Linked DNA regions of Homo sapiens: all the other regions are linked to region 1. Evidence: chromatin loops called from intact Hi-C (ENCODE). Cell type or tissue: gastrocnemius medialis. All regions are shown on one strand. Each heading gives the region's core, and the rest is flanking DNA. Links, peaks and the distances in the headings are about the cores only. Region 1 has its middle 37 kb from the start of DDIT4. Region 2 overlaps ANAPC16 (anaphase promoting complex subunit 16). Region 3 has its middle 11 kb from the start of PSAP.

Evidence for each region. Hi-C counts contacts between places; a loop is a spot of excess contacts. Peaks named below come from ENCODE experiments on the same cell type or tissue, not always from the same donor. Only the 100,000 strongest peaks of a DNase experiment are listed, where the experiment ranks them.
Region 2: a loop joins it to region 1, with 8 times the contacts of the local background. A loop is called at or near these places in 19 of 110 quality-filtered maps.
Region 3: it touches region 1 in a loop (3-fold over the local background); 3 of 110 quality-filtered maps call a loop at or near these places.

What each region holds. Positions count from the first base shown.
Region 1 is chr10:72,305,461-72,316,033 of GRCh38, reverse strand. No RefSeq gene overlaps it. Among named protein-coding and RNA genes, the nearest start is that of DDIT4, 37 kb to the right of the region's middle. RefSeq lists an enhancer at 4,868-5,853. In gastrocnemius medialis, for the core only: no CTCF peak of the experiment used is centred there; DNase peaks (open chromatin) are centred at 5,573, 6,083, 6,493, 7,323 and 2 weaker places; H3K4me3 peaks cover 749 bases; H3K27ac peaks cover 5,000 bases.
Region 2 is chr10:72,235,176-72,245,748 of GRCh38, reverse strand. It overlaps ANAPC16 (anaphase promoting complex subunit 16), which reads right to left. Exons shown (of 4, transcript NM_173473.4): 4 at 9,889-10,573. Among named protein-coding and RNA genes, the nearest start is that of ASCC1, 24 kb to the right of the region's middle. RefSeq lists an enhancer at 297-376. In gastrocnemius medialis, for the core only: no CTCF peak of the experiment used is centred there; DNase peaks (open chromatin) are centred at 6,128, 7,128, 7,578 and 8,558; H3K27ac peaks cover 5,000 bases.
Region 3 is chr10:71,856,514-71,867,086 of GRCh38, reverse strand. No RefSeq gene overlaps it. Among named protein-coding and RNA genes, the nearest start is that of PSAP, 11 kb to the right of the region's middle. RefSeq lists enhancers at 6,287-6,386, 6,389-6,533, 6,429-6,573, cis regulatory regions at 6,456-6,466, 6,496-6,506, 5,830-6,849 and a silencer at 6,998-7,232. In gastrocnemius medialis, for the core only: no CTCF peak of the experiment used is centred there; DNase peaks (open chromatin) are centred at 4,046, 5,456 and 6,516; H3K4me3 peaks cover 298 bases; H3K27ac peaks cover 4,505 bases.

The DNA of each region.
Region 1 (10,573 bases), core at 3,451-8,450:
ATGAGCACGGTAGCTGCTGGGGGCTTCCTGGGAAAGGAACACAGGCCTTCCATGTCCCTGGGAGCCACATTGGTCTGATGGTGTTACTGAGTGTTGTGTTGCTGAACTGTCTGCTTAGTCACCTGCCTGCTACCTCAAACACATTTAAACCAACTCCTTCTGGACTGGCTTTCCCAATATACTATCCTGGCACTGTCACAGGCCTAGAGCACTGGGCAAAGTGTCAGACCTGCTGCAAAATACAGTTGGAACTTTATCTGACCCTTGGCTCCTGTCCCAAGCAGAAATATATTGGCAGGAACTTGCAGCAAAGCTGAAGCAAGCCTGGGAGCTGGAGGAGGAAGGTGGCCTGGGATGGCCAACCACATACTCCCCCCACGCCCTCCATCCTTGTTGGCCCCCCTTTTTATTTATACAGTGTTGCTAATTAATGCCATTCTTAGTTATGAAGCCGTGTTACAAACCTAGGGCTTAACTGTGAGCCCTGGATTTGTAGAGAAGGGATGGAAAGAGGGGAAAGAGAACCATTCCCCAAAAACTCAGGGAAGTACACTGCAGAGATTTCCTCTTTCTTCCCTCAGTGTCATTTGGAGCCGACTTTCTGGAGGCCAGGACAATCTTTTGCACAGTGGTGCTGTCCGGAACTCCCCCGAAAGAGCCCATGACAATGGCAGCAGGGACAGCCATGCCAGATTGGAACTTGGCCAGCTATGGAGGGGAGAATGTCTCAGCCTGGGTGTCTCCACCCCAAACCAAGGCCAAGGGCAAAGGCAAACCTCTCTTCCCTCCCGGTTCCATTTGGCAACTCCTGCAGGGAGGTCCCAGGCAAGTCTAGGAGGTCCCAGGCCAGTCTTAACAGGTCTTCCTGCAGGTACTCCTGGAAGGCCATTGTCTTAGAATAAAAGGAATTCCAGGGGCACCTCACCACAAGCACACGTTTGAGCATTCAAAAGAGCTCGAGCTCGTGAGTGAAAGGAAATGAGGAAAAAGAAACAATGTGGCATGACCAGAAAGAGTTCTACATGTTAAGTTGCTTTTTCTTGCTTTCTTTTTTTTTTTTTTTGAGACGGAATTTCGCTCTTGTTGACAAGGCTGGAGTGCAGAGGCGTGATCTGTGCTCACTGCAACCTCCCCTTTCCTGGTTCAAGTGATTCTCCTGCCTCAGCCTCCCAAGTAGCTGGGATTACAGGCGACCACCACCACGCTCGGCTAATTTTTGTATTTTTAGTAGAGACAGGGTTTACCATGTTGGCCAGGCTGGTCTTGAACTCCTGACCTCAGGTGATCCACCCACTTCGGCCTCCTTAAGTGTTGGGATTATAGGCGTGAGCCACTGCGCCCGGCCAAATTGCATTTTCTTTTTTCGTTTTTTCTTAGAGACAGAGTCTCACTGTGTCACCAGGCTGGAATACACTGGTGTGATCAGAGCTCACTGCAGCCTTGATCTCTCACGCTTAAGCGATCCTCCTGCCTCAGCCTCCCTAGTAGCTGGGACTACAGGCATGTGCCACCATGCTCAGCTGATTGATTGATTGATTGATTGATTGAGACAGGGTCTCGGTCTATCGCCCAGGCTGGAGTGCAGTGGCACAGTCTCGCTTGCTGCAACCTTCGCTTCCTGGGCTCAAGTGATCCTCCCACTTCAGCCTCCCAAGTAGATGGGACTACAGGCACTCACCATCATGCTCAGTTAATTTTTAAATCTTTTGTAGAGACGGGGTCTCCCTATATTGCCCAGGGTGGTCTCAAACTCCTGGGCTCAAGTGATTCTCCTGCTTTGGCCTCCCAAAGTGCTGGGATTACAGATGTGAGCCACTGTGGCTGGCCCTAAATTACATTTTTTGAAGGTCCAAAATTCCCATAGCACAGGTAATACTGTCAAGGCCTTAAGCTTGGCTGGACGCGGTGGCTCACGCCTGTAATCCCAGCAATTTGGGAGGCCGAGGCAGGTGGATCATGAGTTCAGGAGATGGAGACCATCCTGGCGACATGGTTAAACCCCATCTCTACTAAAAATAAAAAATATTAGCTAGTTGTGGTGGTAGGTGCCTGTAGTCCCAGCCACTCCGAAGGCTGAGGCAGGAGAATCTCTTGAATCCAGGAAGGGGAGGTTGCAGTGGGCCGAGATTGCGCCACTGCACTCCAGCCTGGGGGACAGAGTGAGACTCCATCTCAGAAAAAAAATAAAAATAAATTAAATAAAAAATAAAAAATCTTAAGCTTTACAGATTTGGAATTCATTAGGTTCAGAATGTTTAAAAAATCAGCCTGGTCAAATTTGAGTATAAACTGGATATGAGATGATATTATGGAACCATTGTTAGTTTTCTCCCATGTGAGAATGGCAATGTGATTATGGAGAGCAGCCTATTCCTAGGAAATTCTCAAGTATGTGACTTCTCAAATGGCTCACCAGGAAAATTTTACACAGATCAAGCAAATGTGGCAAAAACTTAACCAGGCTGGGGCACGGTGGGTGGCTCACGCCTGTAATCCCAGCATTTTGGGAGGCTGAGGTGAGCAGATCACCTGAGGTTGGGAGTTCGAGACCAGCCTGACCAACATGGAGAAACCCCGTCTCTACTAAAAATACAAAATTAGCCGGGTGTGGTGGCACATGCCTGTAGTCCCAGCTACTTGGGAGGCTGAGGCAGGAGAACCGCTTGAACGGGGAGGCAGAGGTTGCGGTGAGCCAAGATCATGCCATTGCACTCCAGCCTGGGCAACAGGAGCCTGGGCAACAGGGCGAAACTCTGTCTCAAAAAAAAAAAAAAAAATCTTACATGGAGAGTAGCTATTTTTACAAAGTTTATTAAGTATTTGTCTGGAAATAATGCTGATCATTGAAAAATCCTTTAAGTTCATGGCCGGGAGAGGACTCGTCTTGGAAACTGGGAGATTTCTACCCTTTTAACTGCTTGGTATCAGATTTAAACACAAATTAAGAAACACATTTTGAAGACCTACTATGAGCAAAGTTACTCTGAGCAAAGCACTGAAACTTCACAGAATGTGTTTTCCCCGTGTCTGTAATCTGATAGCGAGTACAAGGTAGACACTTTTTTTTTTCATTGTGGTTGCTACAAGTTGGATAATGTTCCCTCAAAACTATTATGTTGAATACCTAATCTCCAATACCTCAGAATATGACCTGATTTGGAAATATTTAGATAGGGTCATTACAGATGTCATTAAGTTAAAACGAAGTCAGTAGGGTAGACCCTAACCCAGCGTAACCAGTGTCCTTAAAAAAAAGTGGGGGAATTGGGGGGCTGGGCGCGGTGGCTCATGCCTGTAATCTCAGCACTTTGGGAGGCCGAGGCAGGGGATCACGAGGTCAGGAGTTCAAGACCAGCCTGGCCAAGATGTTGAACCCTCATCTTTACTAAAAATACAAAAATCAGCTGGGTGCGGTGGCAGGTGCCTGTAATCCCAACTACTCAGGAGGCTAAGGCAGGAGAATTGCTTGAACCTGGAGGCAGAGGTTGCAGTGAGCCAAAATCGTGCCACTGCATTCCAGCCTGGGTGACAGAGTGAGACTCCATCTCAATAATAATAATAATAGAAGGAGGAACTTTGGACAGACAGAGAGACACACACACAGGGAGAGGGCCATGTGAAGATAAAGGCAGAGGCTGGGGTGATGCTTCCACCAGCCAAGTCATGCCAGTGATGGCCAGGAAACCTCCAGAGCCAGACCTAAGACATGGAACAGCTTCTCCCTCCCAGCCCTTGGAAGGAACCAATCCTGCTGACACCTTGATCTTGGACTTCTAGCCTCCAGAGCTGCAAGACAATATATTTCTGCTGGTTAAGCCCCCCAGTTTGCAGTAATTTGTTACAGCAGCCCTAGCAAATCAACACAATGGTATAATAACATATACATAACATGTACATTTTAACCATTCTTAAAGTGTAGCATTCACATTGTTGTACCATCATTTTTTTTTTCTTTTTCACTGGAGCAAAATCCAGGGCGGTGGGAAACTTGGAAGCCCTAGTTCCAGATCTGCTTCTGCTGAGCTGAGTGACCTGTTTCACGTGTGCAAGGAGGAGACAGGGCGACGGCTTCCTGCACCGAGGCAGTCACTGCCCATGTGTGGAGAACTTGTAATAGCAGTCATAGCTCTCAACTTACCGAGTGAGTACTGTGTTCCAGGACCATGCTAAGGGCTTTACGTGGCTTATCTCTTTGAGTAACCACAGTAACTTTATCAGGGAGGTATTACTAGTCCCATTTTACAGATGGGGAAATTGAGCCTCAAAGAAGTTAATTGATTTGCTCACTTTTGGCAGGGATTTGAATGCAGGTCTTTTTTTTTTTTTTTTTTTTTTTTTTGAGACAGTCTTGCTCTGTTGCCCAGGTTGGAGTGCAGTGGCGCGATCTCAGCTCACTGCAAGCTCCGCCTCCCGGGTTCACACCACTCTCCTGCCTCAGCCTCCCGAGTAGCTGGAACTACAGGCGCCCGCCACCACACCCAGCTAATTTGTTGTATTTTTAGTAGAGACAGGGTTTCACCATGTTAGCCAGGATGGTCTCGATCTCCTGACCTAGTAATCTGCCCACCTCGGCCTCCCAAGGTGCTGGGATTACAGGCGTGAGCCACCGCGCCCGGCCTTGAATGCAGGTCTTAATTAAGCTGCTCAACTGCCTTCTGGGTCTTTTGGCCACACGGGCCTAGGACAAAATAAAAAGCATAAAGTATTGATCAGATTGAAACGGTTTGTGTTTTCACCCAGTGAGCCAACTGCCTTAAAGCCCCACCATGCACGTCACACAACTAGGCCCCTCTGTCCCTTGCCCCAGAATTCCAGAGAGGGACTCTGAAGAGTCCAGGAATTCCAGATTCAAACCTGGCTTTCCAGGTTTTTCTGAAATTCAGAGGGGAGGTAGAAGATAGAATTTATTTTATATGACAGCTGATTAAGCTTGGCGTACACATTTTGAATATGTACACACCTGGTGTGTGGTTCTCCATTTGTACTCTTGCCTGGGATCCCAATGATTAGGGGCAACCCATTTACCATGGTGCTCCGGAGCCAGCAGCTCTCCAGTGGCTCCCAGCAGTGGGCAGAGCTTGAAAGTCTCTGCATGTAGGAAAAGGGGAAATCCACAGTTGCTCAGCACAGACCAGGCCAGGATCTGCCCACCACCCCTCTCACAGATTTCCACCAAGAGCAGGAAGTAAGGTGGTGCTGCTTAGGGCAATGTCACCCCAGGCACTGGCTCTCCAGCATGGCCTGACTTGGCGCTCCACCCATGCTGGCACTTGCTCCTCAGGGACAGCCAGGGCGCTCTTCCGCTCAGCCCAGATTTTTCTCAATCCTCAAATCACATTTGTGTTCTTTCCCTTCTGCATCCATCTCTCTGTTTCCCAGGATAAAAAAGACTGGAGCAGGTTTGCCGGCCAAGAAGGAGAGACTGAGTTGAAGAGGCAAGACAGAGAAGGGCTGCTGATGGCCAGGGGAAGACGGGGGAGGGCGAGCAAGGGGCAGAGCAGGAGGGGACCGGTTGTTATGCCCATTTCGCTGGTGAAACATGAGAAGCAGACAGGTGACATTCCGGGATCAGGGTCAGGCAGCCAGGATGCTGTGAACATGAGGTGAGGCTGACAGCCGGCCTCGGAGAGGAAAACCACGGGCCAGATTCCAGAAAGACTCCAACAATACTCACCCCACCCGCAAGGCTCCCGCTGATTCAGCACTTCCTGGGTGCCTGCTCTCTGTCCTAACCACAGACCCTATGGAAAAGCCCATATAGAATCTAGAAAGCCCTTAGAGAGGCTATGGATAATTATCTTCTATAGGTCATCATTATCCCCATTCTACAGTGAGGCATCTGATGCCCAGAGAGGTGAAGTCAATTGCCCAAGGTCACACAGTAGCAAGTGATAGATCCCCAGCCCAGGTCGGAGGGAAGAGTGTGTGCTGGCCTGGTTCACAAGTGTGTGCCTCCACCATGAGCACACACGTACATTGAGAAAAACCCACAGAGAACATGTGTGTCGTGCGGGATGAAGGGCCTGGTTCCAGGCAGCAGGGAACAGCTGTGCTGGCAGGAGCGGGTGAGAATGTGTGTGTGAGCAGGGCTTTGACAGCGGCAAACAGCACGTGGGAGTGTGTTGACGGCAGGGTGTGGGTAGCAGTGCCATCACCATGTGTGTTTCTGCTGGCAGCAAAATGTTCTGGTCTGTGTTGATAAACAACAGTTTGGGCAAGAGAGAGGCTACAGCAGGGACGGAAGGGAAGCAGAAGGGAAGCGGGAGGCACTGGGGGTGTTGAAGGTGGGGGTGGGGGCGTGTGCCCAGGGGTGACCGTGGCCCCAGCCTGTAGCTCCCAGAATGAGGGGGGAGCAGGGTGGTGGGCAAGCTGTTGTTTTCTCAGCTGACCTCACTGGACGCACATGTCTGGGTGTGGAGCACTCTGCAAACCACCTGATGCCATAAACATGAAAACAGGAGAGGAGACACCCTGTGAGGAAGAAAGTGTTCTTCCTGGATGCCGGTTGCGCGGATGAGGGTGTAATCAACAGCTGAGGGCAGTGCAAACATGGTGTGATTCCCGTGGCCAGGCGGATTCCTCAAAAGTCAGCTTCTTGGAAAAGGTGGCAACTGGGAGCCCATCATGGCTCCGGACTGTAATCAGAGCCCCCGTGTCTGGCACTCACCTCCTGGCAGACACAGTGCAAGCCTGCAAGGGCATCTGGACCTGGGAATCACCCCATATGAGATTTCCTGGGACTCGGTCCCCAAACCTCATTCCCCCAGCAGGATCTTCCACCAGAATGCCCCTTCCTGCCGCTTACTCTCCATTCACTGAACTCTATGCTACCTCCAAGACCCCCTGTATTTCTCAACTCCTCCTGTGGAAGCCCTCCAGATCACCTTGGAAGGGCCTCAAAACTGTGTTGTTCAGAACTCCGGCTGCTCTTGTTGTCGGTACCCCTCACATAAACCTCACGGTGTGGATGTTGCCTAAACATCTGCTCTGTGCACCGAATCGGACACAATGGGGAGATACAAAGACCCCTAGAGACCCAGGAGCTGCTCTCAAAGACTTTACAGCTCGGTTGGGGTCCATGGAGGGCAAAAACACGAATGAGTGTGTGCTAAGGGTTGAGTGAGGGCTACATCAATGTGGTGGGATGTCAGCGAGGAAGGGGATCACTCCTGGTTTGGAAGGAGGGATCCAGTTAACACAGTAGCGAAAGGGTGCCCCACCCAGTTAGTTTAAGCTCCTTGAGTTCAAGGTCCTTCTGAAGCCAGCACACAGTATCTGCTAAGCCGATGACTGTGGTTCATGACTCAGAGTCTCCTGACCACCCTCTGAAATCTTTGTTCGGGACCTGGAGGCTCTCCTTGGCCTCCCTTCCCTCTGTGGAGCTGGAGGAAGCAAAGCTTGCCTGAGCCAGGCTGATGGAGGAGGCTGGCCTCACTCTTTCCTGTCTGCTGGCAGCAGCTCCTGCCTTCCTGTCAAGGGCCTGTTCCTCCCCAGGCTGGTTATCTGTTCCTGGCTCACTGCCATGTCCTGGCTCTTTTTGTCCACCAGAGTTTGCAGCTCCTGCTCAACCCAAAGGCCAAGGCCAGAGAGAAACCCCTTAGACTGAGGATCCCGCCAGGAAAATCACAGACACCTCCCCCAGGAAGGGCTGGGGGATCTCTCTCATCTTCCTTGGCTAAGAGACAGATCTCTTGGAGAAGTTTAGCAAAACCATGGCCCTTGCTTCTCCTCTTGAAAGTCCTGTCACAAGACAGACCGGCCTTCCCTCATCCTTGGCCTTCATACATATATATATATAAAGTGATCTGCCCGCCTTGGCCTCCCAAAGTTCTGGGATTATAAGTGTGAGCTACAGCACATGGCCTGGGCTTCATATTTTATTTTTATTTTCTGGGACAGGGTCTTATTCTGTCACCCAGGTTGAAGTGCAGTGGCGTGTGATCACGGCGCTCTGCAGCCTCAAACTCCCAGGCTTAAGCAATCCTCCCACCTCAGTCTCCCAAGTAGCTGGAACTACAGGCACATGCCACCACACCTGGCTAATTTTTGTATTTTTTGTAGAGATGGGGTTTCACCATGTTGTCCAGGCTGGTCTCGAACTCCTGGCCTCAATTGATCTGCCTGCCTTGGCCTCCCAAAGTGCTGGGATTACAGGCTGAGCCACCGTGCCTGACCAGCCTTCATATTTTAACAGGACCAACCTTACCACCTCACACAGTGACTGGCTACCTCTGTGTTTTCATGTGAACAATGTCAGACAGGCCCTTACCTCAAAATTTTAGCCACCAGTCCGTCAAGGTGTCGAAATTGCACTAGTAGCCCTAGCTTCGGGAGGCATTTATAAAAATAGAATTTGTACACACTTAAAAATGGTTAAAATGATCAATTTTATGCTATGTATATTTTACCACAAAAAAATCTGGGGGGCCAGATGCAGTGGCTCACGCTTGCAATCCCAGCACTTTGGGAGGCTGGGGCAAGCAAATCACCCAAGGTCGGGAGTCCAAGACCAGCCTGGCTAATATGATGAAATCCCGTCTCTACTAAAAATACAAAAATTAGCCAAATGTTGTGGCAGGCACCTGTAATCCCAGCTACTCAGGAGGCTGAGGCAGGAGAATCACATAAACTCAAGAGGTGGAGGTTGCAGTGAGCCAAGATCATGCCATTGCACTCCAGCCTGGGCAACAAGGGTGAGACTCCATCTCAAAAAAAAAAAAATTTTTTTTTGAAAGGATGTGCTCCAGAAACAATGCTGTGTTTCCAGATGATAGAATTTGGGGTATTTTATATTTTACTTTCATTTTTATATTTTAAAAATATTATTTAATTTTTTAAAACAACTGGGACTATATTATTTGTTATAATCAGAGAGGAAAATGCCAGGCCGGGCATGATGGTCACGCCTGTAATCCCAGCACTTTGGGAGGCCGAGGCAGGCGGATCACTTGAGGTCAGGAGTTTAAGAGCAGCCTGGCCAACATGGCGAAACCCCGCCTCTACTAAAAATACAAAAACTAGGCCAGGCGCAGTGGCTCACACCTGTAATCCTAGCACTTTGGAAGGCCAAGGCTGGCGGATCACTTGAGGTCAGGAATTCAGGACCAGCCTGTCCAATATAGTAAAACTCTGTCTCTACTAAAAATAAAAAAATTAGCTGGGTGTGGTGGTGGGCACCTGTAATCCCAGCTACTCGGGAGGTTGAGGCAGGAGAATTGTTTAAACCCAGGAGGCAGAGGTTGCGGTGAGCAGAGATGGTGCCACTGCACTCCAGCCTGGGTGAGAGTGAGACTCCGTCTCAAAAAAATAAAAAATAAAAAAGGAAAGGAAAATTCCCTTTCTATTTTGAGAAATAAATGCTTTGACTTTTAAACTTTAAAAAAAAAACAAAAAAACCACAATTCAGCCCCCAGAGAGGCAACAACTGAAGTCAGCATCTACCTATCTTCCTAGCTCAGAATATTTTGAAAAGAGTCCCCTCGAGAATACTGAAGAAATGCAGGTTTCTCAGCCCAGATGGCCGAGCAGCCTCCAGTGATTCTGAGGGTAGGTAGGTCTTGGAACCCCAGCCTTGGAAACTCGGGGGCAGAGCTGCCAGAGGAGAGGGGAAGGGATGCTCTAGCCCCTCCAAACTGCTTCTGACCCCCCTCACCAGCCACCTGCATCTGTGGCTGTGGTCAACCACTCCCTCTCAGGGCCAGGGGCCAAGACAAGCTTTGTCCCAGTGTCTTTAAGTTGGAGCCTCCTTGCTTAATAGATGCTTTGGGGAGGCCAGGTGTGGCGGCTCATGCCTGTAATCCCAGGACTTTGGGAGGCCAAGGCAGGTGGATCACCTGAGGTCGGGAGTTCAAGACCAGCCTGACCAAACATGGAGAAACCCCGTCTCTACTAAAAATACAAAATTAGCCAGGCGTGGTGGCACATGCCTGTAATCCCAGCTACTTGGGAGGCTGACGCAGGAGAATTGCTTGAATCTGGGAGGTGGAGGTTGTGGTGAGCCAAGATCATGCCATTGCACTCCAGCCTGGGCAACAAGAGGGAAACTCCACCTCAAAAAAAAAAAAAAAAAAAAGATGCTTTGGGGAAATGGCAAGAATGGCCACCTTGATGGCAGGGTACACCAATCTTGGGGGCTGGAGCAGACCTCTGGAGGTCATTCAGTCCGTTCTCTTGCCTCCAGGCAGCACTGGAATCATCCCAGCTGGACAAGTCTTTATCTTGTTTTGAGCACTTCGGAAGCTGGGCTCTCCACGCCCTTCCTCGGACACTCATTCTGATGTCTAAACATTTCTTGCCAGGAAGTTCTTCTTCAGGTCTAATTCAAACTCCTGATGCTATGAGTTGCCACCCTGTGGCTCTTGTGGTTCTGGCAGGAGACAGGAAAGTACTGCGTGCTTCTTGCCTTCATCTAGGTCTGGAGTCATCAGTGCCTTGAATGTTGATTAAAATCTTAACTTGCTGTGTGATCCTAGGCAAGGCACGACTACCCTTTTAGTCTTAGTTTCCTTGTCTGTAAAGTGAGACCAATGATGCTCATAGTGCAGGAACTGAGAGGATCCAATGAAACCATGAA
Region 2 (10,573 bases), core at 4,434-9,433, 71 kb after region 1:
AATTTTTGTATTTTTAGTAGAAGCAGCCTTTCTTTTTTTTTCCTTTTTTTTTTTTTGAGACAGAGTCTCGCTCTGTCGCCCAGGCTGGAGTGCAATGGCGTGATCTCAGCTCACTGCAACCTCCGCCTCCCGGGTTCAAGCAATTCTCTGCCTCAGCCTCCCCAGTAGCTGGGATTACAGGCACCCACGACCACGCCCAGATAATTTTTTTGTATTTTTAGTAGAGACGGGGTTTCACCATATTGGCCAGGCTGGTCTTGAACTTCTGACCTCGTGATCTACCAGCCTCAGCCTCCCAAAGTGCTGGGTGTGAGCCACCGCACCCAGCAGAGGCAGGGTTTCACCATGTTGACCAGGCTGGTCTTGAACTTCTGACCTCAAGTGATCTGCCCGCCTCAGCCTCCCAAAGCGCTGGGATTATACACCTGGCCTGGCCTAACTCTTTTAAGTGGAAAGTGCACTGTGGCCACAGAGTCAGCAGGGTAGAAAAAGAGACTGCAATAACTCAGAATGGGAGATTGCTTATCTGCAAGAAATTCCCCTTTGCAGTTGGAGGAGGAGTTGATCCCCAGGGTCAAGTGAAGCTGCAGACTTTTGGGACTCAGCCTCTGTTTTCCTATTTGCCTAATGAGGACACTCCTTGGCTGGCAGGGTACCAGATAAGGCTTAACTACAGGTGGTGTCAGGGCCCTGTGCTTTCAGATAGCAAGGCTGCCTTTCTCCTTGATCCTTCATTCTCCTCTTCCAGAATCTTTTCTAGCCCTCGGGATGGATACCTCTGTGTTGAGAGATGCCTTGGGGACAATGTTCTGCCTTCTTCCCGGCTCCTGAGTCAGGTTTCTGGAGGCCATGGAGTCTTATACTCCAGCTGTGGTCTTGGGCTGCTCCTGAGAGTCTGATTTTCCTTTTCATTATCAGGAGTGCAGGCAAAAAGCATTCTCTAGCCTTGAGCATTGGAGCAGGATTACAGAATGAGCCCTGAGTCCTTTCTGGGGAATGACATTGGCCTGGGATGGCAAAGTCCTAGGTTGTCCTCCGATCATTGTGTGTTTATTTTGAAAGCTAAGTCACTCTGACTTTGTAAGATATTACAGATTGACTCTATTTTGGAGACTGCAGAAAGTTAAGTGGGTAGAGTATGACTTGAACAGCCCCCCAAACGTAACCTTTCGGTTTGCTAAACAAATGAAATGTCTGTGTTTGTTGGTTTATCTTCAAATATATGTCTGGAGATTTCTGAGAACAGAGAGGGAGAGAAAGAGTGTGGGAGTCTACTTCAGGCTTTCAGGGCCCAGGGCAAAAGGGAGGAGAAGCCATATGGGGGAAAAACATCTTTCCACAATGTCCATATACTTTAAATGTGATACTTCAGGCTGTCTGTTATCCTGGTTTTGGCTCAGAGCCCAGAAGGAAGGCTCCTTCGATAATTCTTTGCGTGTTTAGGACATATGCCTCTCCCTTAAAGTAAATAAATAACTAAAAATCTGTGAATGCTGTCTGCAGTCACAGCAAAAATACTGCTCACCACCTAGTGGTCTGCAAAAATCACATTTGCTGCATTATACCAGCCGATGGGTCTAACCCTTCCAGGCCCAGCCGAGCCTGCTTTCTAAGTTATTTATTGTGCAAGTTGGGATTCTTGGCCTCTTAGGCGTCCCTGGCTCTTTCTGAAGAATGTGCTTTGGATGGAAAGTGGAGTGTGGTGAACAAGGCTCAGACAATCTGGTTCTTGCTTCCTTCTCCTGAGACTTCTCACCACACCCCCGTTTACGTGCTGTGCTCCATCCACACCAAATGAGCTGCAGTTCCACATGTGTGTTCCAAGGGACCTGGAGTTCCTGACTTTGCACATGCTGTTCCCTGTGCGTGGAACGCTTCTTTGGCATCTTTCCCTTTGTGTGTGGCGCGCTGTCTCTCATCATCATGTTCAAGAGCAGGCTCGCCTTCTCTAGGAAAGGCTCCTTGTCATCTCCTCGGCATTCCCACTCCCAAGTCCTCTTGGCTTCCATGGCAGCCTGTACAGACCAGGGCCATGGCCTTATCCCACGGTATATATTGCACGCGTCTGTTTACTCCTCTGCCTCTTCTATGGGTCCAAGAGGCTTCCAGATCTGACTACATAACTGTCATGTGCAACCCCCCTTTCCCTTAGACCTACTAGACCCCAGGAATGAAGCCAGGATTCTGCATTTTTTATTTTTTTCAGCTTAATTCTGAAGAATGCCAGGTTTGGAAACTATTGCCCTTTTTTTTTTGAGACGGAGTCTCGCTCTTTCGCCCAGGCTGGAGTGCAACAGTGCGATCTCGGCTCATTACAACCTCCGCGTCCCGGGTTCAAGCAATTCTTCTGCCTCAGCCTCCCAAGTAGCTGGGACGACAAGCGTGCGTCACCATGCCCGGCTAATTTTTGTATTTTTAGTAGAGACGGGGTTTCACCATGTTGGCCAGGCTCATCTTGAACTCCTGACCTCGGGTGATCCATCCACCTCGGCCTCCCAAAGTGCTGGGATTACAGGCGTGAGCCACCGTGCCCGGCCTGCCATACCTTTTTATTTCTCTTTCCCTACACATTGCCTGTGTCATAGTAGACCCTCAATAAGTGGTTGACCCTGTTAGTTTCTCTCTGGGGGCCTCTTTTTGTTTTCACTTCCCTCCCTCTCCAGCCTGGTCCAACAATTTGCTTAGCCCCTTACCCCTACCATGCAAGACTTCAACCACCAACTGCTCATTTTTTCCATTCCTCCTGCCAGGCTGCTGGGAGCTGCTGGTGGACTTCCCCAAAGAGTGGTGCTACTGTAAATGCAAGGCCTCTCACTGCAACAGGCCCCTGAATAGGTTTGGCAAGCCTTCTGACCCTGGGACACAGGCAGTAGGCCAACTTGCCTCTCCTTTACTGAGAAAAGAGAGGCCACTGGATGGGAATGCCCCCTCTTCCTGCTGCCCCTCCTACACATTTACCCACAGCAGCACATCCTGTTCTCCCGCCTCACGCCAGCCAGGCTCTGGCTCTCACCTCCTCCCACTTCCTCAGGGATCCGTCCGTCAATTATCCCCTTTTTCTTTTCTTTCTTTCTTTTTTTTTTTTTGAGACGGAGTTTCACTCTTGTTGCCCAGGCTGGAGTGCAATGGCGCGATCTCAGCTCACCGCAACCTCCGCCTCCCAGGTTCAAGCGATTCTCCTGTCTCAGCCCCCCGAGTATCTGGGATTACAGGCACCTGCCACCATGCCTGGCTAATTTTTGTACTTTTAGTAGAGATGGGGTTTCGCCATGTTGGCCAGGCTGGTCTCGAACTCCTGACCTCAGGTGATCCACCTGCCTCGGCCTCCCAAAGTGCTTGGATTACAGGTGTAAGCCACCGTGCCTGGCCAATTATCCCCTTTTTCTTTGACCTCTCCCATTGTAAAAGAAAAAAACGAGCTCTTTGCTATGCATTCTCCTTTAACTGTCCCCCTCTCAGTCCCTCAGTTTTTGCTTCCCCTTCCCGTTGAACTTCTGGAAAGTGTTGCCTGGATTTAGCCCCACTTTCCCCTCCTCCCCTCACTCTTCCCCCACAGCATTCTGGCTCTGTCTCTGCTACCCAGAGATGGCTGCTCTTAAGACAAGGTCACCAGCCAGGCACGGTGACCTTGTAATCCCAGCACTTTGGGAGGCCAGGGCGGGAGGATTGCTTGAGCTCAGGAGTCTGAGACCAGCCTGGGCAACATGGCAAAACCGTGTCTCTACCAAAAACACAAAATTAGCCAGGTGTGGTGGCATGCATCTGTAGTCTCAGCTAATCAGGAGACTGAGATGGGAGGATTGCTTGAGCCTGGGAGGGCGAGGTTACAGTGAGCTGTGATCTCATGCCACTGCACTCCAACCTGGGTGGCAGAGTGAGATGTTGTCTCCAAAAAAAAAAAAAAAAAAAAGTCACCAACAGTCTCCATGGTAAGATCCCAACAGCAGGCAGGGAGTGGTGGCTCACATCTATAATCCTAGCACTTTGGGAAGCCAAGACGGGTGGATCACCCGAGGTAAGGAGTTAGAGACTAGCCTGGCCAACATGGCGAAACTCCGTCTCTACTAAAAACACAAAAATTAGCTGGGCATGGTGGCGGGCGCCTGTAGTCTCAGCTACTCAGGAGGCTGAAGCAGGAGAATTGCTTGAACCCAGGAGGCGGAGGTTGCAGTAAGCCTTCTCCATCCCTTGTCTCAATTGCTTGGCTGCACCATATACTGCTGTTTGCAGCCTTCTTCTCAAAATGTGCTTTCCCCTTGGTTTCTGTGACGCCGTATTCCTTGTTCCATGTCTCTCTGGGGACTTCCTGCCAGTTGCTTTCCTGGATCTTCCTACTTTGCCTGTCCCTTATATGTCTGCATGCCCTGAGGATCCCTCCCTGGTGTGATTCTCTCCTCACTCCATGGGCTGTCTCCCTGGACAATCTATCCACTCTCCACCTTTGTCTTAATAAACACCTCCAGGCTGCTGAGTCTCAAATCTAACTCCAGCCCAGCTCACTCTCCAGACTATAGACCGGTGGAGTCACTTGCCTTTTGAACAACTCTGTAGCCTGCTTCCCTCTCTGTACCCCATCTCAGTGAATGGTACCACTAGTCCCTCAGCTCCTGACACAAGAAAACTTGGGTGTCCTCTCTGAGTTATCCAAGTTCCACCAGTCACTGAATCCTGTATATGACTTTTTTTTTTTTTTTTTTTTGAGTCTCGCTCTGGCCCAGGCTGGAGTGCAATGGCGCAATCTCGGCTCACTGCAACCTCTGACTCCCGGGTTCAAGCGATTTTCCTGCCTCAGCCTCCTGAATAGCTGGGAGTATAGGTGCCCACCACCATGCCCGGCTAATTTTTCTCTTTTTTGTAGATATGGGGTTTCACCATGTTGGCCAGGCTGGTCTCGAACTTCCTGGTCTCATGTGATTTGCCCCCCTTCATCTCCCAAAGTGCTGGGATTACAGGCATGAGCCATCATGCCAGCCTTTTTTTTTTTTTGAGACAGGGTCTCGCTCTGTCACCCGGGCAATAGCACGATCATAACTTACCGCAGCCTTGAGCTCCTGGGCTCAAGCACTCCTCCTGCCTTGGTCTCTGGAGTAGCTAGAACTACAGGTGTGTGCCAACATGCATGGCTAATCTGTAATTTTTTTTTAGAGGTGGGGGTCTTGCTATGTTGGCCAGGCTGGTCTTAACTCCTGGCCTCAAGCGATCCTCCCACTTGGGCCTCCCAAAGTGTGGGATTACAGGTGTGAGCCACTACCCGCTGCCACTTCTCAAATCAAGTCCATCCTCTGTCTCCACATCTTTTTTTTTTTTTTTTTTTTGAGACAGTCTCACTCTGTCGCCCAGGCTGGAGTGCAATGGCATGATCTTGGCTCACTGCAACCTCTGCCTCCTGGGTTCAAGTGATTCTCCTGCCTCAGCCTCCTGGGTAGCTGGGATTACAGGCACCCACCATCATGCCCGGCTAATTTTTGTATTTTTGTAGAGATGGAGTTTCAACATGTTGGCCAGGCTGGTCTCAAATTCCTGACCTCAGGTGATCCGCCCACCTCGGCCTCCCAAAGTACTGGGATTACAGGCATGAGCCACTGCGCCCAGTCATATCCACACCTTTAATTTGGCCTATAGTCATCTCTTACCTGGACGACCTCAAAGGCTTCCTAAGGAATCTGGCTCTCGCCACCACCAATTCTCCACTATTCCCTCCAAGTAAATTATCTGAAGTATAACCAGATCTTGTCATGCTCCTGCCTCAAGCTCATCAGTGGTTCCCCACTGTCCTCTGGTTGAAGTTCAGATTCCTTAGCAAAGCCCACGAGTCCTACCCTCTGCCTTATTCTTGCCCTTATCACCTATGAATCAATCATAACGAACCACCCGCAGCCCCACAAAAGCAAGATGCCCTTTCCCACCCTTGGGCCTCTGCAAATTGTATTCCCTCCACCTATAAAGTTCTTCCTTCCCACCCCACTTACTTTTTCTTCAGGTCTCAGCCTAAACCTCATCCTTCATTAAAGCCTTCTCTGATGCCTGGCCCAGCTGGATTAGTTGTCTCTGCTATGGGATTGTCCAGCACCTCATGCTTTCCCCATCAGAGCAATTATTACACTTAAAATGACCTTTCTGTTCCTCTTAATATTTATTTATAAACTTCTTGAGGTTGATGACTGGGTCTTGTTTTACAGCATATCCTTAGCATCTAGCAGACACTAGACACACAGTGCTAGCGTCTGCTGAAAGAATGACAGACATTTGGAAAGGAACATCCTCTCTATTGCTGTAACAAATTGTATGTTGTTTCATTACCTGCTCTAAACAGGTTTTTTTTGGTTTTCTTTTGTTTTTTTTTTGAGACGGAGTCTCACTGTCACCCAGGTTGGAATGCAGTGGTGCGGTCTTGGCTCACTGCAACCTCCACCTCCCAGGTTCTAGAGATTCTCCTGCCTCAGCCTCCTGGGTGGTTGGGATTACAGGCGTGTGCCACTGCACCCAGCTATTTTTTTTTTTTTTTTTTCTGAGACAGTGTCTTACTCTGTTGCGCAGGCTGGAGTGCAGTGGCATGATCTTGGCTCACTGCAACCTCTGTTTCCTGGGTTCTAGAGATTCTCCCACCTCAGCCTCCCGAGTAGTTGGGATTACAGGCGTGCACCACCACACCAGCTAATTTTTGTACTTTTACTAGAAATAGGGTTTTGCCATGTTGGCCAGGCTGGTCTCCTGACCTCAGGTGATCTGCCCACCTCGGCCTCCCAAAGTCCTGGGGTTATGGGCGTGAGCCACCGCACCTGGCCCCACCTAATTTTTGTATTTTTATTAGGGATGGGGTTTCACTATGTTGGCTAGGCTGGCCTGGAACTCCTGACCTCAGGTGATCTGCCCGCCTTGGCCTCCCAAAATGCTGGGATTACAGGTGTGAGCCACTGTGCCTGGCCTCTAAACAGCTTATATTATAAAAAGAAACAGGCTGATTTGGGAAAACAACTCCTCCTTGGGAAACTTGACAGACACGAGAAATTAGAGTAACTGTGAGGTGAGATTAGCTCGTGGTTGCTGACATGTGAACCTACCACCAGGCCCAGGGCAGGAGCCCATGAGGACGGCAGGGAACCACCAGTGCCCTTTGCCTTGGCTCATCGCGTAGATGGGATCACATGAGATATGACTGCTTTGGAACGGCTTCCATTTGTTCCACAGCCTCCACCTGTCAGGGTGACGTTATAGGCACTCTGGGCTGAGATCTGGGTGATAGTCTTGGCTCTGCCCATTAACTATCTGAATTACCTCAGGGATTACTCCACTATGGATTTTGCCCTAGAAATAGCTAGTAGTTTCTTTTATTTATTCATTTATTTTGAGACAGAGTCTCACTCTGTCACCCAGGCTTGAGTGCAGTGGCGCGATCTTGGCTTACTGCAATCTCCCTCCCAGGTTCAAGCCATTCTCCTGCCTCAGCTTCCCATGAGGCTGGGATTACAGGTACCACCACACCTGGCTAATTTTTGTATTTTTAGTAGAGACAGGGTTTTCCCATGTTGGCCAGGCTGGTCTTGAACTCCTGACCTCAGGTGATCCTCCAGCCTCACCCTCCCAAAGTGCTGGGATTACAGGCGTGAGCCACGGCGCCTGGTTTTGAAATAGCTAGTAGTTTCTAAAACAAAGGTAACACACAAATTCCTATGTCATTCACTCAGGAGAGACCTATGATATACCTACTACATGCCAAGTAGTATCCTAGGTACTGACGATGCAGCAGTAAACCAGACAGACAACGTCCCAACTTCCTATATGTAAATGAGGGGTGAACTAGATGACCTCTAAGGTCTCTTTCAGCTCTGCAATTCTGAGACCCTCTCTTTGACCAGATGCTAATAAATTTATGCACAGAAGGCTAGTGGCAAAGCATCAGCCTCCTTTGATGCAATCTCCATCCCAAACTTAGCTCTGGGAAAACAGGAAAAGATCTGGTATCACTACAGTCTGCCTGTAGCCCAAGCTTTTAACTCTCCCAAGTACCTGTTATTTAAGACTTTTATCTCTTTTGTGAAATGAAAGGCTTGGTTTTGGTTGAACTTTAGGCAATTAAAAGGCCTGGCAAGATATTTTCGGGAAAGTTAGGTGCTTTGGCAAAAGGACAGGGAAAGGCAAAGCAGCCTCCTCTAAGTGTAGTATTTCTTTTCTTTTCTTTTTTTTTTTGAGACGGAGTTTCGCTCTTATTGCCCAGGCTGGAGTGCAATGGCGCGATCTCAGCTCACCGCAACCTCTGCCTCCCGGGTTCAAGCGATTCTCCTGCCTCAGCCTCCTAAGTAGCTGGGATTAGAGGTGTGCGCCACCATGCCCAGCTAATTTTGTATTTATAGTAGAGATGGGGGTTTCTCTGTGTTGGTCAGGCTGGTCTTGAACTCCCGACCTCAGGTGATCTGGCCGCCTTGGCCTCCCAAAGTGCTGGGCTTACAGGCGTGAGCTACCACACCTGGCCTTAAGTGTAGCATTTCTTACACTTGCCCAAAAGGGCGCCAGCTTCTTGAGCAGCTTCCTCCTCTTCCTCTGGATGATAGGAATCTCCCAGCTCTGGCCCCTTCCCTTTACAGAGGTGAAAGTTCTAGCCTTAAGGCCCAAAGTTTCTACCACTTCTGTATCTGGTACTCTGACTGGGAACAGCAGATTCCAGGACTCCCAGCCATGTTGGGGAAGGGGAGCCACAGGCTGCAGGTAAATGGGCAGATAGAGAGAGATCCTTGGGTCAGGAACTTGATTTAGTTTCCAGACACTGTCATTCCGGTGTGTCACCTATGGGATGGCACTAATCAATAACATGTTTGTGTATCAGTGAAAACTCTGGACTTTAAAGCTGATGCTGGATAATTGTGAAGTCAAAATGGGAAATTTTTGTACGACTGTGTAAAACTAGCTATTTTACTGTTGATATCTCATTACGAGACAAAACAGTTATATAGAATTATGTGTCAGATTGATATGAATAATTTTTTTTTTGAGGCACAGTCTCGCTCTGTCGTCCAGGCTAGAGTGCAATGGCTCGATCTTGGCTCACTGCAACCTCTGCCTCCTGGGTTCAAGTGATTCTCCTGCCTCAGCCTCCCGAGTAGCTGGGATTACAGGCATGTGCCACCATGCCCGGCTAATTTTGTATTTTTAGTGGAGATGGGGTTTTTCCACGTTGGTCAGGCTGGTCTCGAACTCCTGACCTCAGGTGATCCGCCTGCCTCAGCCTCCCAAAGTGCTGAGATTACAGGTGTGAGCCACTGTGTCCTGCCCCATATTGAATCTTAAGAGGGTATGCAGAAGCCAACATACAGCTAATTCCTGTTTCTGAAGAAGCTGTTCCTTCCTCATGCTCAAGATCTCTTTTTGCCAAGCCCTGGGAGGGAGGACGGAAGGTAGCGGAAGCCTTATTTTCTCCAGGTAGTTACTTCCTTTTACCATTTAATCAAAAGTTTTAGGATTTTTCCTAATACAATGTGCTGGGTTGGGTTTGGTGGGATGTGGCATAGTGAATCTAAAAGAAGCTGCTTTGGATTCTGGCTGAGTTGAACTTAAATCCAGATTTGGCCATTGACTTAGCTGTGCAGCCTTGGCAAGTGACACTTGCTCTGAGCTTCAAGTTCCTTTTCTATATTAGGGGGTATTACGTATCTTGCTGTGTTATTCAGAGGATTATAATTCATGCCTGTGAGTGACTGGCACAAGAGAAGACAGATGACAGATCAGCAACTGGGACCATCTTTGAGCCCAAAGCATAGTAACAGGCGTTGTGGACGATGCAACATAATGACTGACAAAAAGGTATAGAGAGGGAGGTACTCTCTTTAAAAAATTGTGAGAGTCTTATTCTTGGTAAGACTAAAATAGCAGCTAAGTGATCAATGAGAAAGGTGCTTCAAAAAGCATTTTTGTTTAATGCTAAGATCACTTCAGTTTCCAAGGTCATATAAAGAAACATCCAATTTAGAGAAAAAATTCTGTAATAAGTTCAAATACCAAAGCGTAAAGATGATGTAACACAGTGCCTATGCTGCATGGTTACACAAATGAAACGAGAAAGGTAGTGATTGCTTCTAAATTCTCACTGAAAATCCAATTTAAAGGTTTATTGCAGTCTAGGTATTTTTAATTTTTCCCTTGGTGATTATCAAGATGGTTGATGCTAATAAGTACTATTAAAAAACTAAAATGCTGTCGAATATGGAACTTCTTTTAGTTAAGAATTATTAATATAGAAAATGTGAGTTGGTGGACTGGTACTTCTTGTGCTCTGATTTTTATTTATTTATTTTCTTCTTTTTTTTGAGACAGTTTCGCTCTTGTTGCTCAGGCTGGAGCACACAGGCACGATCTCCACTCACTGCAACCTCCGCCTCCCGGGTTCAAACGATTCTGCTGCCTCAGCCTCCTGAGTAGCTGGGATTACAGGCGCCCGCCACCACGCCTGGCTAATTTTTTTTGTAGTTTTAGTAGAGACAAGGTTTCACCATGTTGGCCAGGCTGGTCTCGAACTCCCGATCTCAGGCAATCCGCCTGCCTCAGCCTCCCAAAGTGCCGGGATTACAGGCGTGAGCCACCA
Region 3 (10,573 bases), core at 3,658-8,657, 450 kb after region 1:
CAAATGATCCACCTGCCTTGGCCTACCAAAGTGCTGGGATCTGGGATTAGATGTGTGAGTCACTGTGCCTGGCTACATGATTATTTTTTAATGCCATTCCTGAGACCATCAGCATTTACCACACTGCTCATCTCAGGATTTTTTTTAAGGGGTCCAGTACTGGGTGGTGGGAAGGAACATCAACTTCATGTCTGTAATCCCAGTACTTTGGGAGGCTGAGGGGGGCAGATTACTTGAGGTCAGGAGTTCGAGACCAGCCTGGGCATCGTGGCAAAACCCCGTCTCTACTAAAAATACAAACATTAGCCAGGCGTGGTGGTTCACACCTGTGCTCCCAGCTACTCAGGAGGCTGAGGCAGGAGAATTGCTTGAACCCTGGAGACAGAGATTGCAGTGAGCCAAGATGGCACCACTGCACTCCCGCCTGGGTGACAGAGCAAGACTCTGTCTCAAAAAAAAAAAAAAAAAAAAAAAGTGGAAAGCCCTGCCCCACCATTTTCTAGCGGTGTGTCCTTGGGCAAGCCACTTAGCTTCCCTGAGCCCCAAGTTCCTTATAAGATGGGACTAGTAATAACAACAGTTAACCTTATTGTGGGCTTAACGTGTGCCAGGCACTGTTCTGCCCAGTTGACATGTATTCAATCAGTCTGTCCCAACTACTCCGTTAGAAAGGTACTATTTTGGCCTCATTTTATAGATGGGGAAACTGAGGCACAGAGAAGGTAAATATTCTGCCCGGGTCACTCAGCTAGTCCATGGTGGAGATGGGATATGAGTCCAGACTGTCTGACCATGAGGCCTGGAAGAGCCTGCCCACTTATTCACACTGGACCCATGGGGTCGGTGAAGTTTAAATGAGGTGGAGCACATGGAGGGCACAGAGTCCCGCACACAGTAGGGTTCCAACCCTTGCCCTCACTCCTTCCAGGGCCAGAGAGAGCCCATGCAAATGGCCAGCATCATCTGGGACACCTACCACCAGAAGCACTGGCCTCCAGGGCCACTGTGCTACCATGGAGTGGGGCCTGGATGACCCGTACCCTGGCTCCCACAGTCACATTGGTGATGGGGACAGCGCAACCGGAGGGGCGCAGTGCCTTGCCCAAAGTCCCATAGCTTGGTTGTGATGAGTGTGGACTAGGAACCAGCTCAGACTCCTATCAGGGCCTTTTCTGTAGACCACAGCCTCTGAGTCCAGGAACAGCTCCCGCTGGGATGCAGGGGACAGGCTCTGACATCTTGGGTCTGGGTGTTGTCAGACACTGGCTCAGCAGCTGGGCAGGCGGGGGAGGGGATGGGGGGATGCTGGGAACACCTGGACTGTGGGCAGATGAGGGGAAGCAAGAGCCCAGCCCACAGTCAGCACAGCACGCTCCTCAGCAACTGCTGTTGGCAGGGTTGGTGGCAGTGGACTGAGGGTCTCTCTCCTCCCCCAGCATTGACATCACTCCAGCCTCGGCAGCCCCCTTGTCCTGCTACCAGCACTGGGGTGAGGCAACCATGGGGATGGGGCTGCCAGGTAACTACACTTGTGGGGGCTTGTGGAGCAGATATAGGCCCATGGCGGGGGTGGGGCTGGGAGAGGGGAGGTTGGAGAACAAAGGTCCCCTGGGATGCACAGGCTCTGGGATAGTTTCCCCACTTTCTTTCTCCATTAAGAAACCCTCCTCCCCTTCTTAATAAATAAAAGGGAAAGAACTTCCCCCAACACCATCATTCACCTGCAGCCTCCTCCGCCTGTTGTTCCTGCTGATGGCATCCTGACCAGCACACAGCAGGCCCAGTGCCAGGTGCATTTCCTCCCTGCCCTCCTCTCATTTTCACAACAGCCTAGGCCCAGGGGCTGTCCACCTTCTGAATGAGGACACCAAGGGTTGGTGCCCAGCAGGATCTCACAGTTGGTACAGCTAAGGGATAGAGCGGGATTTGGACCTTAGCGTCTCCTCCTCTGGACACTTTCAAGCTAGATTGCTTAAGAGAAATATTTTATTGCCTCTTTTTTTAAAAAAAAGAAGATGAAGATGAAGACGAAGAAGAAGAAGAAGAAGGAGAAGGAGGCCAGGCATGGTGACTCATGCCTATAATCACAGCACTGTGGGAGACTGTGGTGGGTGAATCAGTTGGGGTCAGAAGTTCGAGACCAGCCTGGCCAACATGATGAAACCCCATCTCTACTAAAAATACAAAAAAAAAAAAAAAAAAAAAAAATTAGCCGGGCTTGGTGGCATGCACCTGCAGTCCCAGCTGAGGCAGGAAAATCACTTGAATCCAGGAGGTGGAGGTTTTAGTGAGCCGAGACCTCACCACTGCGCTCCAGCCTGGGTGACAGAGCAAGGCTCCATCTCAAAAAAAAATAAAAATAGCTGGGTGCGGTGGCTCACGCCTGTAATCCCAGCACTTTGGGAGGCTGAAGCAGGCGGATCACCTGAGGTTGAGAGTTCGAGACCAGCCTGAGCAACATGGAGAAAACCCATCTCTACTAAAAATACAAAATTAGCCAGCCGTGGTGGTGCATGCCTGTAATCCCAGCTACTCGTGAGGCTGAGGCAGGAGAATTGCTTGAACCCGGGAGGCGGAGGTTGTGGTGAGCCAAGATTGCGCCACTGCACTCCAGCCTGGGCAATAAGAGCAAAACTCCATCTCAAAAAAATTTAAAAAAAAATGTTATTTGGGTGTGGTGGCACACACCTGTGGTTCCAGCTATTTGGGAGGCTGAGGCAGGAGGATCATGTGAACCCAGGAGGTCGAGGCTGTAATGTGCCATGATTGTGCCACTGCACTACAGCCTAGGCAACAGAGAGAGACCTTGTCTCAGAAAGAAGAAGAAAATTTTTTTATTGCGTTATAATTTATATACCATGCAATTCACACATTTAAAGTGTACAACTGGGGCCAGGCATGGTGGCTCACACCTGTAATCCCAGCACTTTGGGAGGCCGAGGTGGAGGGATCACTAGAGGTCAGGAGTTCGCCACCAGCCTGGCCAACATGGTGAAACCCTATCTCTATTAAAAATACAAAAATTAACTGGGTGTGGTGGCACATGTGGTGTAGTCCCTGCTACTCGGGAGGCTGAGGCAGGAGAATCACTTGAACCTGGGAGGCGAAGGTTGCAGTGAGCCTAGATCGTGCCACTGCACTCCAGCCTGGGTGAGAGAGCGAGACTCCGTCTCGGGGAAAAAAAAAGTGTACAATTTGCTGCGTGAGGTGGCTCATGCCTGTAATCCTGGCACTTTGGGAGGCCGAGGTGGGCTGATCGCTTGAGGACAGGAGTTTGAATCCAGCCTGGGCAACATAGCGAGACCTCATCTCTATTTATTATATAAATAAATAAATAAAGTGTACAAATCTGCCAGGCACAGTGGCTCATGCCTGTAATCTCAGCACTTTGGGAGGCTGAAGTGGGAGGATCCCTTGAGCCCGGGAATTCAAGACCAACCTGAGCAACATTGTGAGACCCTATCTTTACAAAAAATAAGACATTAGCTGGGTATGGTGATGTACACCAGTAGTCCCAGCTCCTCAGGAGGCTGAGGTGGGAGGATTGTTGAATTAATGTTTCAGTGGACGGATTTGATCTCAAACCAGGTTTATGCCCTTAAAGGCACAATGATTCCTTCGGTGGGCACAGCTCCTCCCAGTTGCCAGACTACGTCCATGTTCGTAATGCACGTACTGAAGTATGGGGAGGTGAAGTTCTCCCCAGAGGTGACTCAGCCAGCAAGAAGCAGATCAAGGAGGAGATTCCAGGTCCCTGACATGAAAGCCAGTCCTCTCTCTATAAGCAAAGCTCTCAGGTTTGGGTTGGGTGTTGGGTTCCTGGGTGAGGTAATTCGAACTCAGAGTAGTACTCAGTCAAACTCCTAATAAGATAAAGAAACTCTGAAGACAGGATCATAACTTATAATGGAAATCTCCAGAAAACCTAAAGATTCAGAGGCCCTAATTCCAGCCCACTTGTGTCCAAGGTCATTTAAGACACAAACGTCCAGCCTGAGCCAAGCGTGTTCTCAGTCCACTGCCCTGAGGATTAGGATAGGTGTCATTGTGGAGGCCAGGGGCCAATTGGGAAGTGTCTTCATAGGGTGTCACAATCTTGATGAAGACACTGGGGTCCAAGGATCTTGGTTTACCTGGCCCAAAGAAAAGGTTAAGGTTTTCAGGGTGAGGCTCCTGAAGAAACTTACAAGAGTCTGATACATAAACCAGATTAAGTCCTTAAGACTAAGCTGACCCCAGGGGACAGCTCTGTCACCTTAACAGATTTATCTGCACAGCTGAGCAGTACACTGCACCTCTGAGATCAGACTGGTCAGTCATAGCGTCTGCTCAGGCATGTGGAGTGGGAATGTGGAAAGGTGGAGTGCGATGGCATCAGCCCCCGGTGGCCTGGTGGATCTTTGTACTTCGTGTCTGCTTCCCTTGGGCAATTCTGATTCTCAATGGAGACAACATTGCATAGACTTCAGACCCCAAATGATCTTGGGCTTGAATCCTGGTTCTATCAGGACCAGGGACATCCTAGGCAAGTCGGCCTCTCTGAGACTTGGTTTCCCCATCTGTAAAATGGGAGTAATCAAACCTTTGATTTAAAAATTGGAGGCTTGGCCAGGCACGGTGGCTCATCCCAGCACTTTGGGAGGCCAAGGCGGGTGGATCACAAGGTCAGGAGTTCAAGACCAGCCTGGCCAACATGGTGAAACTCTGTCTCTACTAAAAATACAAAAATTAGCTAGGCATGGTGGCATGTGCCTGTGGTCCCTGCTACTTGGGAGGCTGAGGTGGGTGAATTGCTTGAGTCTAGGAGGTTGAGGCTGCAGTGAGCCGTGATCACACCACTGCGCTCCAGCCTGGGCAACAGAGTGAGACTGCCAAAAAAAAAAAAAGAAAGAAATAAAAGAAAGAAAGAAAGAATAGATTGGAGATTGGCTAGGTGTAGTGGCTCATAACTGCAATCTCAGTGCTTTGGGAGGCCAAGGCAAGAGGATCACCTGAGGCCAGGAGTTTGAGACCATTTTGAGACCGGCCTGGGCAACATAGTGAGATGCTATATTTATTTTAAAATAAAATAAATAAGTAGCCAGGCTTGGTGCCTCACATCTGTAATCCCAGCACTTTGGGAGGCCGAGGCGGGTGGATCACTTGAGGTCAGGAGTTCGAGACCAGCCTGACCAACATGGAGAAATCCCCTCTCTACTAAAAATACAAAATTAGCCGGGAGTGGTGGCACATGCCTGTAATCCCAGCTACTTGGGAGGCTGAGGCAGGAGAATCGCTTGAATCCGGGAGGTGGAGTTTGTAGTGAGCCGAGATTGTGCCATTGCACTCCAGCCTGGGCAACAAGAGCAAAACTCCATCTCAAATAAATAAATAAATAATAGAGATCATGTATATATTGACCAGGCATGGTGACTCATGCCTGTAATCCCAGCACTTTGGGAGGCCAAGGCGGGCAGATCACTTGAGGTCAGGAACTTGAGACCAGCCCGGCCAACATGATGAAACCTCGTCTCTACTAAAAATACAAAAATTAGCTGGGCATGGTGGTGCACGCCTGTAATCCCAGCTATTCAGGAGGTTGAGGAAGGTGAATTGCTTGAACCTGGGCAGCAAAGATTGCAGTGAGCTGAGATCGAGCCGCCACACTCCAGCCTGGGCAACAGAGCAAGATTCCATCTCAAAAAAAAAAAAAAAAAAAGAGAGATTATGTATATAGAGTGATCAGTTGACAGTCAGGTATATTAACAGGCAACTAATTAATGCCAGTTATTATTATTAGTATTATTATTGAGACAGTGTCTTGCTCTGTTGCCCAGGCTGGCGTGCAGTGGGTCAATCATAGCTCAAGCAATCCTCCCACCTAAGCCTCCTGTAGCTGGGACTATAGGCCCACACCACCACGCCCAGCTAAGAAGCTTTGGTTTTAAGATATGCTAACATGGTCAGTTTGATTACAGCCCAGTTCTTGCTTTCCTTTTCAGGCTCAGAAACAACTGATCTAATCTAGTCTTTGTTCTTTTCACCCTCCAAGTTCACCCAAGAGTAAGGGCTCTAGCAGCAAATCATCTGAAATTTAGAGAAGGAGAAAGGTGCCTGAGGCTAGAGGAAGCAGGGGGGCTTCCCAGGAGGTGAAATGCAGCTGGGCCTTGAAATAAAGGGAGGCTTTGATAGATGCCTGGCACAGGGACATAATCTGATAAATTGACAGGACTGTGACTCAGGAGAACTGGCTCTGATCTCAGTTCTATTATTTATTGGTGTTGTGAGCAGTTAAGTCACTTCCCCTCTTTGGGTTTACTAAGGTTCTCCTTCTGACATCCACAGATGGGTGGCTGAGGCCTGAGAGCCTCCTGAAGTCAGTGCAAAATGTGTCTGAGCATTTTTCTGGCAGAGTGTTCCCAGCTTTCATCAGATTCTCTAGGGGCTCTGACCTCACCAACTTGCAGACTGCTACAGTGACTCAGCAGCTCCCGGCCTGCCCCACTGCCCTGCTGCTGCTGACTCACCAGCTCATGCAAGGCCTTCTTGGCAGCTCCTGCTCTCCCCAAGAGAGCAGCTGATGGGGGCCGCCTGTCCAATAGGAATAACATCTGGGGACAGAGCTGTGGGGCCAGGCCGCATCCCATGCACTGATCGGCTCTCAGAATAGACTGACTGGGAATCTGATCACCCACAGCCCAGCGGGTGACAGGGCCTCAGGGTGCCGAATGGGACGTGTGTACAAGGAGCCCTGATGGAGCTGTGGGCCCGGCCAGCAATCTGGCTTCCCCGGAGTGGGGACATAACAACGAGCCTCTTGTGTGGCCTTTCCACTCAGCCTGCGTGCTTCATTTCTCTGTCTTCAGCCCTTGGTACAGTGCCTGGTATATACCAGGCACTCAATAAATGTATTGCTAAAAAAATAACAGGACAAAATAAGAAATGCTGTTGAGATGTGAACAGATCCCAGAGGGAGCAGTGAGGAGGAAGTGTCCACCAATTCCTAAAGCATAGCAAATAGCAAAGGTTTCCCTCTGGCAGTATCTGTTTTTTTTTTTTTTTTTTTTTTCTTTTTCTGATATAGAGTCTCACTCTGTCGCTCAGGCTGGAGTATAGTGGCATGATCTCAGCTCAACCTCCATACCACCTCCCCTCCCCGCCCCCACCAGGTTCAAGCGATTCTCCCGCCTCAGCCTTCTAAGCAGCTGGGATTACAGGCGCGTGACACCACGCCCAGCTAATTTTTTGTATTTTTAGTAGAGACGGGGTTTCACCATGTTGGCCAGGCTGGTCTTGAACTCCTGATCTCAAGTCATCCACCTGACTTGGCCTTCCAAAGCGCTGGGATTACAGGCATGATCCACCGTGCCTGGCCTTAAATGGATTTTGAAGGATGAATAAGAGTTTACCAGAGAAAGAGGCAGGGAATAGAATTCGAGGTAGGGGATGGGGGTATTTATAAGGCACATAAATGTGGAGCTGCATAGCTTATTTAGACAATCTTAGAGAATGTGGGCAGAGTAGGTGGAACCATGGGATGGAGGGCAAGGTCGGAAGTTTGAGAGAACAGAGATTGCAAAGCTGGGCTAGGACCAAGGCCTTGTGTTCCGTAAAGCAGGGGTGTCCATTCTGTGGCTTCCCTGAGCCATACTGGAAGAAGAAAAATTGTCTTGGGCAACATATAGAATACACTAACATTAATGATAACTGATGAGCTTAAAAAAAATCACACACAAAAAATCTCATAATGTTTTAAGAAAGTTTATAAATGTGTGTTGGGCTGCATTCAAAGCCGTCCTGGGCTGCATGTGACCTGCAGGCCGTGGGTTGGACAAGCTTGCTATAAAGAAATGGCGGCCTGGCGCAGTGGCTCACGCCTGTAATCCCAGCACTTTGAGGGGCTGAGGCAGGTGGATCACCTGAGGTCAGGAGTTCGAGACCAGCTTGACCAACATGGAGAAACACCCTCTCTACTAAAAATACAAAATTAGCTGGGTGTGGTGGTGCATGCCTGTAATCCCAGCTCCTCAGGAGGCTGAGGCAGGAGAATCGCTTGAACCTGGAAGGTGGAGGTTGCGGTGAGCCGAGATCGTGCCACTGCACTCCAACCTGGGCAACAAGAGCAAAACTCCATCTTAAAAAAAAAAAAAGCAAAAGAAATGGTCAGAGAAGTAGAAGGATGACTGAGAGCAAGCAGAGTATGGTGGTGGAATTCACTATATAGCTTCTTCTTTCAGGACCAAGCCACCCACTGTCTCTCCACCATGGGCTCGTCTGCTGAGGGCTCACAATTGTGCCATCTCCAGGAATTCCCCTCAGCCAACGGAGCCCCTCACCCAAGCTTACACTCCCTCCCCTGGGACATATTATCTTGGGCTTTAAAGGCCCACACCCCTTACCCCAGTTGACAGCCGTTCTGCAGCACCGTCCCTGCAGCGCGGTATGGGCTGAGGCCAATGTAACAACCTTGTCGCAGTTTGGTTTCCCCTATCTTGCTGCCCTCACGGCCTCACAGGTGTGATCCTGAGAACATACCCCAATAAACTCCTGCCTGCTCATCTCAGCCTTAGACTGTGGTTCCCAGGCAACCCCATCTGAGACAGACAGCAAATATGTTAACCCAAGAGCCAACTTTGAAAGCAGAGGAGTACCGAGTTGACAAGGCTTCAGGAGGCAAGGTCTATTGGTGATGTCTGCCATGAATGAGGAAGCAGGCAGTGGGGACGTGTGTGGTGCATATTCAGCATCCCTGTGGAGTGGCACCCTGTCACTGATGCCAAAGGCGGGGGCGGGAGAGGAGGACTTGTAGAAAGGAGAAGCAAACCAACAGTGCCAGAGGTGAAAGGGAACAGAAGGTGCTGGTGGACTTACCAAGAAGGAATTGACTGTCTACTTTCCAGAAGCCATTTGGGGGATCAGTGGGCTGGATTATAGTTGGGAGGGATAGTAGTAGTTATGGTGAGTGTATATGCCATACTGAGTATGGCACTGAAGGGAAGGTGAGAGAAAGCACAGTGGCTTATGTGAAAGTCAAGGTGAAGAAAGATTTCTTTTAGGATGGGAGAGCCTTGGGCATACTTATAGTCTGACAGGGAAAAGTCAGTGTACAGAGGGAGACAGAAGATATAAAAAAGGAAAGGGGCTGGGCACCATGGCTCAAACCTATAATCCCAGCACTTTGGGAGGCTGAGGCGGGCAGATCGCCTGAGATCAGGAGTTCGAGACAAGCCTGGCCAACATGGCAAAACCCCGTCTCTACTAAAAATACAAAAATTAGCCAGGTGTGGTAGTGTGTGCCTGTAATCCCAGCTACCTGGGAGATTGAGGTGGGACAATCGCTTGAACCCAGGAGACGGAGGTTGTAGTGAGCCAAGATCATACCACTTCACTCCAGCCTGGGTGACAGAGTGAGACTCCATCTCAAAAAAAAAAAAAAAAAAAGAAGGGGGCTGGACGCAATGGCTCACACCTGTAATCCCAGCACTGTGGGAGGCAGAGGCAGGTGGATCACTTAAGGTCAGGAGTTTGAGACCAGCCCGGTGAACATGGCGAAATCCTGCCTCTACTAAAAATACAAAAACTAGACAGGTGTGGTGGCACACGCCTGTAGCCCCAGCTACAAAGGAGGCTGAGGCAAGAGAATCATTTGAACCCAGGGGACGGAGGTTGCAATGAGCTGAGATCACACCGCTGCACTCCAGCCTGGGGGACAGAGCAAGGCTCCATCACAAAAAAAAAAAAAAAAAAAAAAAAAAAAAGAGAGAGAAAATAAAGAAAGAACAATTGACAAAGCAAAGTACCAGAGCGGTGATATTAAAAATATTCACCGATGATTCCTGGTGATATAGCAGTTAGGAAATAATTAATTCAACAAAGTGAAGGACGCAGGCATTAAACAACCAAAATAGACAGAATATCAGTCCTGTCCTAAAAGTCACAGGAGCTGATCAGCAAAAGCATAGTAGTGTTTAGTGGCTAAACTTGCAAAGGGGAGGAAAATACACAAAGCCTTGCAAAGAAGAGGAAGGACATCTTCTTAGAGAAAGGGAAGGAGTAAAACAGTAAATGGGTGTGAAATAAATTAAAAATTACATAGGGGCTTGAGCATTGTTAACAAGATTAGGAATGAAGCAGAAAACTGAAGATAACAAAAACTTAATAAAGATAGGAGTTTGTTTACATAAATAAAGCCCGCAAGGGACAGCCTAGAGCAGGTACAATCATCAGGGAGGCAGGCTCCTCTCTTGTTGCTTTGTCATCCTTAAAGAGGCTTCTACCTCATGGTCCAGGATGGATGCTTGAGCTCCTGCCATTATGTCTGCAATCCAGGCAGCGGGCCGAAGAAAGGAGATTGTAGCCAGGGCTGATATTTAGCTGATACATATCAGTAGAACTGTACCAGTAATTAAATTATAAAGAGCAGGGTTGGTGTAATCCAGCACTTTGGGAGGCCGAGGTGGGCAGATCACCTGAGGTCAGGAGTTCAACACCAGCCTGGCGAACATGGTGAAACACCATCTCTACTAAAAACACAAAAATTAGCCGGGCATAGTGGCGCAGGTCTGTAGTCCCAGCTACTCAGGAGGCTGAGGCA